Linked DNA regions of Homo sapiens: region 2 is linked to region 1. The links are chromatin contacts, found by POLR2A ChIA-PET in ENCODE. All regions are on one chromosome and are shown on one strand. Each heading gives the region's core, a stretch centred on a gene start or an enhancer-like site at or near the end of the contact. The rest is flanking DNA. Distances are from core to core; before and after follow the strand shown.

Region 1 (4,699 bases), core at 1,071-3,570:
TTTTTTTGGCCAGGCATGTTGGCTCATGCCTGTAATCCCAGCACTTGGGGAGGCCAAGGCAGGTGGATCACCTGAGGTCAGGAGTTTGAGACCAGCCTGGCCAACATGGTGAAATCTCGTCTCTACTAAAAATACAAAAAATTAGCTGGAGGTGGTGGGCGCCTGTAATCCCAGCTACTCAGGAGGCTGAGGCAGGAGATTCTCTTGAACCCGGAAGGCAGAGGTTGCAGTGAGCTGAGATGGCACCACTGCACTCCAGCCTGGGCAACAAGAGCAAAACTCTGTCTCAAAAAAAAAAAAAAATTTTTTTTTTTTTGGTAGAGACAGGTTCTCAGTATGTTGCCCAGGCTGGTCTCCAACTCCTGGGCTCAAGCAATCCTTGGATGAGAACCTTGGCCTCCTAAAGTGCTGGGCTTACAGGCAGGAGCCACTGTGCCCAGCCAGAGATTTACTATTAATATTTGGGTATTTGGGAAGAAAACACAGTCCTCTCTACCCCAGCTATCTCTGACTGGGGTTACATCAGCCTTGAGTCAGCCTCTGGGTGGGGGGGCAATTTTGGGGGTGCGCTCTGTCCCTTACCTTGCCAGCTCCCCAGAACCTCTCCTCTTTGGTCACCCATCGTCAGGGTTGGAAGTGAGGCCCCCTCCCAAATAGAGTGATGTGTAGTATATAATGAGCAGCCAAAGTTGGGGTTGGGTGGGAAATGGGAGACCCTTAGGAGGAGGAGTGCCGGCATCCGGTGTACCAGGACCTTAGATGCCCTGTCCCAGGCAGTCGCGTGACATTTGGGGAGGGAGGGAGAAGGGACGGGAATTTGAACTTTCCACACGGGTCCGACGCCCTGGCCGATCGGGTTGCAACATGACCTGGGCCAGGGGCCAGAGCTTGTGGGCCAAGGTTACTCCGCCTCCAGCCAATGGGGTCGCAGCTGGGCGGCTGCGGTTGGGGGCAGGCAACACTCCCCTCACAGTCCCCACCCCAGCTCCTGCTCCCCCGCAGGGCGGCAGGTGCCGATCTGTAGCCAGCGGTTCTCAGAAGGGGAGGAGGCGCCGCGGAGGAAGAGGAATATTTGCACAGAGAAAAGATCAAGGCCGGCCGATCCCCCTTTCTCCCCTACGGGTTTTCGGTTGATAATTTATACTGGCCCCTCAACTCCGGGGAACTTTGCTCCAGGGCACTGGGCCAGGCCTCGGGTTCGCGCCCTCCTCTGGGACGCGGGGCGTGGAGCGGCAGCGGGGCGCGGCCTGTGCGCTCTCGGTGGCACTAAGCGGGGGTCCCAGGCAGCGACGGGCGCTCAGCCTAGTGTGGCGACGTGGGTAGGCGAACCCAGGCCTCCCGGGCACCGGCGTAACCTCTGCGAGCTGCGCCTCTTGGACATTTCTGGGACATCCTCCTCCCGCCACCCTTAATGTAGCAGATCAAGAAGAGGTGTCTCAGCAATTGCGGGGAGGTGGACGTGAGAGTGGGCCAGTTCCAGTCCACTTTGGTTATGAACTGGGACAATCAGGGGCGCTGGGAGTATCTCAGGGTCCAGGAATAGGGCGGGCTTGGGCCGGGGCTGCTGGGGAGAAGGCCGAGGCCTGCAGGGGGTCGGGTGGAGTGGCTCCAGAGTGGAGAGTGGGGATGGGCGCGGGTGGCCTAGGGACCAGGGGCGCCTGGCATTTTTGTAGGGACGGAGGGGCTGGGACCAGAGAGAGGGGACCAGAGGTCCAGGTAGAGGTGGGGCGCAGGCGGTCTGCGCTTCGGGGAAGAGGGAATGGGGGAGGAATGGGAATCAGAAATGCGTGGGTCCGTCAGGGGCCAGCGGGCTGGGCCGCTGTAGGAGGACCTCGGGGCTGGGAGAAAGGGGGTGTCCAGGGCGTGATCGGAGCCTCCGGGAGCCGCAGGACCGGGCTCGGGTGGGGTGTTGAGGGCCCCAGCGCGCAGTCCTGCCCCGGACCCCCCCCCCATCCCCACCTGGAAGCCAAGGCCGTCAGGGCCCGGAACCGCCCTCACCTGTAGGCCAGGCTCAAGCACTCGAAGAGGCGTGTGAGTGTGGGGTCGATACTGCGCGGCCCGAAGTCGGAGGGCCCCACGGACCCCTCCTGGTCGCGCCGCCGGGGCAGCGAGTCGCTGTGCGGCGACGACACCATGAAGTGACCGCTGTGGATGACCTGCGAGCGGAGCAAGCCGCCCGCGCTGCGCCGGAGACTCGGGTCCTCCGAGTCTGTGTCCGAGTCCGAGTCTGGGCTGGGCGCGACCCGCGGGACCTGCAAGCCCGCGGCCAGACCTGCCAGCGCGCCGGCCATGGCTGTCGCCGCCGCAACCGCCTGGTCCCTGCTCCGCGCAGCGCGGGGAACAGCTCTTGGCCAGCCGGGCCTCATTAACATAGCCCCGCCCCCACACCATAGGCCGATCGGGTGGGCGGGGCCTGGGACGGGGCGGGGCTTGTATTAGCATAATCCTTACGCCAGGTGAGAACCCGGTGCTCTGGAGCTCTGGCGGGTTGGCCCCATCTCCCTTCCCGTCTTTCCTTGGAGTCCTGATAGAGCCGCCCCTACTTTGCTCCAAAGGGATATTAAGAAAGGTCAGGCCGGACGCCAGGGGCTCTTGCCTGTAATCCTAGCACTTTAGGAGGCCAAGGCGGGAGGATGGCTTGAGGTCAGGAGTTCGAGACCAGCCTGAGCAATATGGCAAGACCCCCATCTCTACCAAAAAAATGCAAAAATTAGCCGGACATAGTGGAGAAAGCCTGTAATACCAGCTACTGGGGAGGCTGAGGTGGGAGGATTCCTTGAGCCCAGGAGTTCGACAATATGGCAAAACCCTGTCTCTACCAAACATACAAAAATTATCCAGGCATGGTGGCGTGTGCATGTAGTCCTAGCTACTCCGAAGGCTGAAGTGGGAGAATCGCTTGAGACCAAGAGGTTGAGGCTGCAGTGAGCGGAGATCGCGCCACTGCACTCCAGCCTGGATGACAGAGTGAGACCCTGTCTCCACAACAAAAGGGTCCCCTATCACACCTGAGCCTGAAAGCGCCTCAGGACCTGGGGTTTGTTCTTTCAGGGGCACCCTCCTGTGAGGCCAGAGATCACCATCTCCCCTCACCTAACTCCTGCCCTTCACCTCCAACCCCCGCCCCCCATATTAGCTCTTCTGGGTCCTCCACATAGGTAGAAGCCCCCAACTCTCAGGGGCCTGATGTGGTAAGCCCAAGGTAATGCCCCTGAAGGGCCTGGCCCACAGGAGGTTGCTAACACCTCTAGTTAACATGGTGGCCAACACGGTGGCCGGGCGCGGTGGCTCTCGCCTTCAATCCTAGCACTTTGGGAGGCCATGGTGGGTGGGTCACTTGAGGCCAGGAGTTCGAAACCAGCCTGGCTAACATGGAGAAACCCCTTCTCTACTAAAAATACAAAAATTACCGGATGTGACGATGCGTGCTTGGCTTATAATCCCAGCTACTCGGGAGGCTGAGGTGGAAGAATCACATGAGCCCAAGAGGTGGAGGTTGCAGTGAGCCGAGATCGCGCCCTACTGCACTCCACCCTGGGCAACAGTGAAATCCTGTTTCAAAAACAAAATAAAATACTTAAGAAAAAATATATATTAAAAAAATTGTGATCATTACTTCACCTGCACAGAGAGGCCCAAGGGGAGCCTCGAGGGACTGTTACTGGTAGGGATGGGTGGCTCACTGGAAGGTGGACATCCCCTAGGCAGGCATCTACCCAGGAGCTCTGAGCCCCTTCTCTCACTGACACTGAGGTCCAGCTTTTGTTCCTGCTTCTTTGTATTTTTATTTATCTATATACTTCTATTTATTTATTGTTTTGAGACGGAGGCTCACTCTGTCACCCAGGCTGGAGTGCAATGGCACGATCTCGGCTCACTGCAACCTCTGCCTCCCTGGTTCAAGCGATTCTCCTGCCTTAGCCTCCTGAGTAGCCGGGATTACAAGTGCCCGCCACCATGCCCAGCTAATTTTTGTATTTTTAGTAGAGACGAGGTTTCTCCATGCTGGCCAGGCTGGTCTCAAACTCCTGACCTTAAAGCGATTTGCCCACCTCAGCCTCTCAAAGTGCTGGGATTCCAGGCATGCGCCACCGTGCCCAGCCTATTTATATATTTTTAGAGACAGGGTCTCGCTCTGTCACCCAGGCTGGAGTGCAGAGGCACGGTCATAGCTCACTGCAGCCTCAAACTCCTGGGCCAAAGCGATCCTCCCACCTCAGCCTCCCTAGTAGCTGGGACTACAGGCTCATGCCACCAAACCTGGCTAATTTTTTTTTTTTTGTAGAGATGAAATCTGCTTCAGCCTCCCAAAGTTTTGGGATTACAAGTGTGAGCCACTGTACATGGCCTTTCTGCTTCTGAAGCCTCTTTTCTCACCTTGAGGACAGAAACCAGACTGAGGCATTCACACCTGACACCTCACTGGAGCGTTTAACTAACAGCCTCAAAGATGGGTTCAGAGGCACAGGAGAGCAAAAACACACCCAAGCATCTCTGAGGGGCAGCAGCAAAGCCTGGTCTAGTAGATTTCCAGATTTCCCCCAAGGATGTCCCTAGTGGGTGGGGACAGGAAAGAGTTGTAGGCACATGCTAAGCTCTGCTGGCTTTCTGACAGGTATCCTGTGTGTGGTCATGTTAGGGAAAGCGGAGGAGGTGGTTTCCCATGTGTGGCAGCCTTGGAAAAGGTTGACATGCAGCA
Region 2 (4,699 bases), core at 1,489-3,988, 430 kb after region 1:
CATTTGTGTCCCTTTTGGTCTCTCCAGGGGTTGTGTCACCAGAAGCAGCTGCTAAGGCAGCTGCAAAGGCAGCCAAATACGGTGAGTGCTATGCTGACAGCTCTGCCCCACCCTGTCCTGGCCTTTACTTGCCAGAACTAAAGGACCCTCCTCTACTTGCCCAGAGAAGGGAAGTGACTTGCCCAAGGTCACCGAGCAAGTCACCAGCAGGCCTCAGGACAATGTCTCCCCCATTTGTCTCCCACCACAGGGCCATGGGGCTGAGTGGCGGGAAAGTCCCAGGATGGCATTCCCAGTGGGGACAGTGACCCTGAGCTTCCCTGCTCTGGCCAAGGCCCTCTCAGAGGAGCCCAAAACTGCCTGGGGATGTGGATTCTGCCAATAGTCTCTCTGCATCCAACAAAGGGGGTCTTCCCGAAGTGCTCAGAGAGGAGAGGGGCCAGAGGAGGACTGAAGAGTGTCAGTAAAGGGCTGGGTGCAGTGGCTTACACCTGTAATCCCAGCAATTTGGGAGACCAAGGTAGGAGGATTGCTTGAGGCCAGGAATTAGAGACCAGCATGGGCAAAATAGCAAGACCCTGTCTCTACATAAAATGCAAAAATTAGCTGGGCATAGTGGCATGTGCTTGTTTGTTCCAGCTACTTGGGAGGTCAAGGCAGGAGGATTGCTTGAGGCCAGGAGTTTGAGACCAGCCTGGGCAACATAGCAAGACCCCATAAATAAAATAAAAATAAAAATAAAAAATAAAATAAATAAAAAATAAATGAAAAATTTTAATTTTTTTTTCTTTTTCTTTTTCTTTTTTTCTGAGATAGAGTCTCACTCTGTCGCCCAGGCTGGAGTGCAGTGGCATGATTTTGGCTCACTGCAATCTCTGCATCCCAGGTTCAAGCAATTCTCATGCATCAGCCTCCCAAGAAGCTGGGATTACAGACATGCACCACCATGCCTGGCTAATTTTTGTATTTTCAGTAGAGACAGGGTTTTGCCTTGTTGGCCAGGCTGGTCTCGAACTCCTGGACTCAAATGATCCACCTGCCTCGTGGATCCCAAAGTGCTGGGATTATGGGCATGAGCCACTGCACCCGGCCAAAAAAAAGAAATTTTTTTTTTTTGAGACGGAGTCTTGCTCTGTCACCCAGGCTGGAGTGCAGTGGCGTGATCTCCGCTCACTGCAAGCTCCACCTTCTGGGTTCAAGTGATTCTCCTACCTCAGCCTCCCATATAACTGGGATTACAGGTGCCCGCCACCACGCCCGGCTAATTTTTGTATTTTTAGTAGAGATGGGGTTTCACCATATTGGCCAGGCTGGTCTCGAACTCCTGACCTCAGGTGATCCACCTGCCTCAGCCTCCCAAAGTGCTAGGATTACAGGCATGAGCCACTGCACCCGGCCCCACATTTTTTTTAAAGGCTTCATGGTGGAGGTGCTGGGGACCCAGGCATCCCAGTTTTCTGTCTTTTATGGACAAGGCCTGGGGGAAATTTACATCCTCTTTCCCAATCCATCAGCATCCCTCAGAGCCCGCCCAGCCTCTCTCACTGAGCTTCTTTTCTACTTGGCTCCCTTCCCTCTGCAGGGGCCAGGCCCGGAGTCGGAGTTGGAGGCATTCCTACTTACGGGGTTGGAGCTGGGGGCTTTCCCGGCTTTGGTGTCGGAGTCGGAGGTATCCCTGGAGTCGCAGGTGTCCCTGGTGTCGGAGGTGTTCCCGGAGTCGGAGGTGTCCCGGGAGTTGGCATTTCCCGTGAGCCTTAGTCACACCTGGGGACATGGGTTGAGAAGGGATGGGGGCTTCTTGTCTGCTCGGCTCTGCAGGGGCAGTGGGGACTGTAGATCGGGCTTGAATGTGCTCAGGGAGGAGTTGGGGGAGAAGAAGGGAGGTCGTATCCATGCCTTACAGGGCAGAAGAGCTTTAAACACGGCTCGGAGGAGACCCAGGCACGGCTTCTGAGGGTCTCTTTCTTTCTCGTTTCCTTGTAGCCGAAGCTCAGGCAGCAGCTGCCGCCAAGGCTGCCAAGTACGGTAAGTGCCCCTGCCCTGCCTGTCCCCAAGTCCTGCTCTCCCGCGGGGCTCAGGGTCCAACCTCAGGGCAAACTGGCTCCCAGGCCTCCAGGACTGAAATGGCCTGGACCAAGGTCACGAGGCCCCTGCCCCATCTTCCAAAGCCACACTCCACTCTTACTGTCCTTTTCAGATGCCCCCTGTTAGGACTGTTGGTCACTGGCTCATCACCCCACCCCCCACCCCCAGAATTGAAGGTGTCTGGCAGGGTTGGGTGGCTGATGCCTGTAATCCCAGCACTTTGGGAGGCCAAGGCAGGTGGATCCCTTGAGGCCAGGAGTTCGAGACCAGCCTGGCCAATATGGTGAAATGCTGTCTGTACTAAAAATACAAAAATTAGCTGGGCATGGTGGCGGGCACCTATAGTCCCAGCTACTTGGGAGGCTGAGGCAGGAGAATGGCTTGAACCCGGGAGGTAGAGGCTGCAGTGAGCAGAGATTATACCATTGCACTCCAGCCTGGGTGACAGAGCAAGACTCCAACTCTAAAAATAAAAAAAAAAGAAAAAGAAAAAGAATTGAAGGTGCCAGGAAGCCATTCTCTTCTTCCTCCGATTCTCCCACCCACCCTTGCTCCCCCAAAAAGTGAGTACTGGGAGGGGCAAGGCTGAAAGTTCTCCACTCCCCGAGGTGCTGCAGGAGCAGGAGTGCTGGGTGGGCTAGTGCCAGGTGCCCCAGGCGCAGTCCCAGGTGTGCCGGGCACGGGAGGAGTGCCAGGTGAGCTGTGTCTCCAGCCCAGAGATGGGTTTGGTTTGTCTCATGGAAGGGTCCCTGGAGTTGACCAAGGTCGACTGCACCATTTTACAAATGGGAAGACTGAGCCTAGAGATGGGAAGCAGGGAGGGGTGTGAGAGATTACTCTCTCACCCCTTCTCTTCACACCTCCAGGAGTGGGGACCCCAGCAGCTGCAGCTGCTAAAGCAGCCGCCAAAGCCGCCCAGTTTGGTAAGTCCCCCTCACCCCCGCCACTGGCTCACGGAGAACTGCTTTCTCCTGTGCCCTGCTCTGGGGTCTGACCGCCCAGCTTCCTGTTCCTTTCCACCCCACTTAAGCTGTCACATTCTGGGGTGGGCCCTCCTTAGACCTTTTGGCCCACTGATGAATGACCTCTAGGAGTGTGGGTGATGTTTCTGATTAGGGGAGCAGGGTGAGCAGTGTGAGCCTCCCTGTTCCTAAAGCCCCTGGTGCCTCCCAGGCTATTGGGGACCTGACCTCATGCTGAGCTCCAGCTCCCCTTGAGGGACTCCAGTTCTCCCCCTTCTCCTTCTCTTTCTCCTTCTCCTTCTTCTTCTTGTGCTCCTCTTCCTTCTTCTTCTTCTTCTTTCTTCTCCTCCTCCTCCTTCTCCTTCTCCCTCCTCCTCCTTCTCATTCTTCTTCTTCTCCTTCCTCTTCTTCTCCTCCTGCTTCTTTTCCTTCTCCTCCCTCTTCCTCCTCCTCCTGCTTCTCCTTTCTTCTCCTTCTTCTTCTTTCTTCTTCTTCTTCCTCTTTTTCTCCTTCTTTCTTCTTCTTTCTCCTTCTTCTTCTTCTTCCTCTGCTTCTTTCTCCTCCTTCTTCTCTTCTCTTCCGTCTTTCTTCTCCTCCTTTTCCTCCTTCTTCTTTCTTCTCCTTCTCCTTTTTTCTTGAGATAGGGTCTAGCTCTGTCACCCAGGATGGGGTACAGTGCCACAATCATAGCTCACTACAGCCTCAACCTCCCAGTCTCAAGCAGTCTGCCTGCTTCCGCCCCCCAAGAGCTGAGACCACAGGTGCCCACCACCATGCCTGGCTAATTTTTTAATTTTTTTGTAGCGACAGCGGTCTCACTATGTTGCTCAGGCTGGTCTCAAACTCCTAGGCTAAAGCGATCCTCCTGCCTCTGCCTCCCAAAGTCCTGGGATTACAGGCGTGAGCCACCACACCCGGCCTGCAGTACTTCTTGTTCCCCATCTCTTGCTACATTTGAGGGCCACCCTGGCAGCCCCAGGTGCCCACACTTTTCTGAACATGGCAAATCGTGGCAGCACCAATTGTAGAGCTCAACTGTATGTCAGGCCCTGGGCATGGGGTCTGTAGGCCTTGGCCCTAGGGACCTGTGGGCTGAAAGGTTCAGATCAGAATCTCTAGGACTGAATAGGCCAGAGAGCATTTCGACTGCAGGTCTGCTGAGCCCCATATTCTCACACACAGCAATCTTTATTATTTATTTATTTGAGACGGGGTCTCACATTGTCGCCCAGGTTGGAGTGCAGTGATGCCGTCAGCTCGCCGCAGGCCTCAAACTCCTAGCTTAAGCCATTATTCCCCCTTAGTATCCCTAGTAGCTGGGGCTACAGTCACATGCCACCATGCCCAGTTTAAAAAAAAAAAAAATTGTATGCGATCCTCCCACATTGGCCTCTCAAAGTGCTGGGATGACAGGCATGAGCCAACGTGTCTGGCCTACAAAAATCTTACAGAGTTGATTTTATTTTTCCCATTTTACAGATGTGGAAACTGAGGTTCCCAGAGCTTAAGTAACTTGCCTACAGTTGCACAGCTAAATGGTGGCTGAGCTGAGATTTGAACCCAAAGCCTTTCTGTCTTACAAAGTCCCTTATATAATGTAAATCTGCCTCCATCAGCCTCAAATCTCCAAGGGGTCCTTGTCACTGAAAAGG

The links. ChIA-PET counts read pairs that join two places held with the same protein, here RNA polymerase II (POLR2A).
Region 2: POLR2A ChIA-PET joins it to region 1 with 12 read pairs in A673. The contact joins the enhancer-like site here to the promoter of MLXIPL in region 1. POLR2A ChIA-PET finds 5 or more read pairs at or near these places in 2 of 52 experiments (A673 and WTC11).

What each region holds. Positions count from the first base shown.
Region 1 is chr7:73,622,202-73,626,900 of GRCh38, forward strand. MLXIPL (MLX interacting protein like) reads right to left here and starts at 2,321. Exons shown (of 17, transcript NM_032951.3): 1 at 1,999-2,321. The coding sequence starts at 2,291.
Region 2 is chr7:74,054,689-74,059,387 of GRCh38, forward strand. It overlaps ELN (elastin), which reads left to right. Exons shown (of 33, transcript NM_000501.4): 19 at 28-81; 20 at 1,583-1,747; 21 at 1,984-2,025; 22 at 2,952-3,008. It overlaps ELN-AS1 (ELN antisense RNA 1), which reads right to left. Exons shown (of 2, transcript NR_183555.1): 2 at 4,217-4,699. Among named protein-coding and RNA genes, the nearest start is that of ELN-AS1, 5.2 kb to the right of the region's middle. Within about 2 kb of position 2,739, at least 2 of the 41 ENCODE cell types and tissues checked have a DNase peak (open chromatin) inside an H3K27ac peak, as active enhancers do.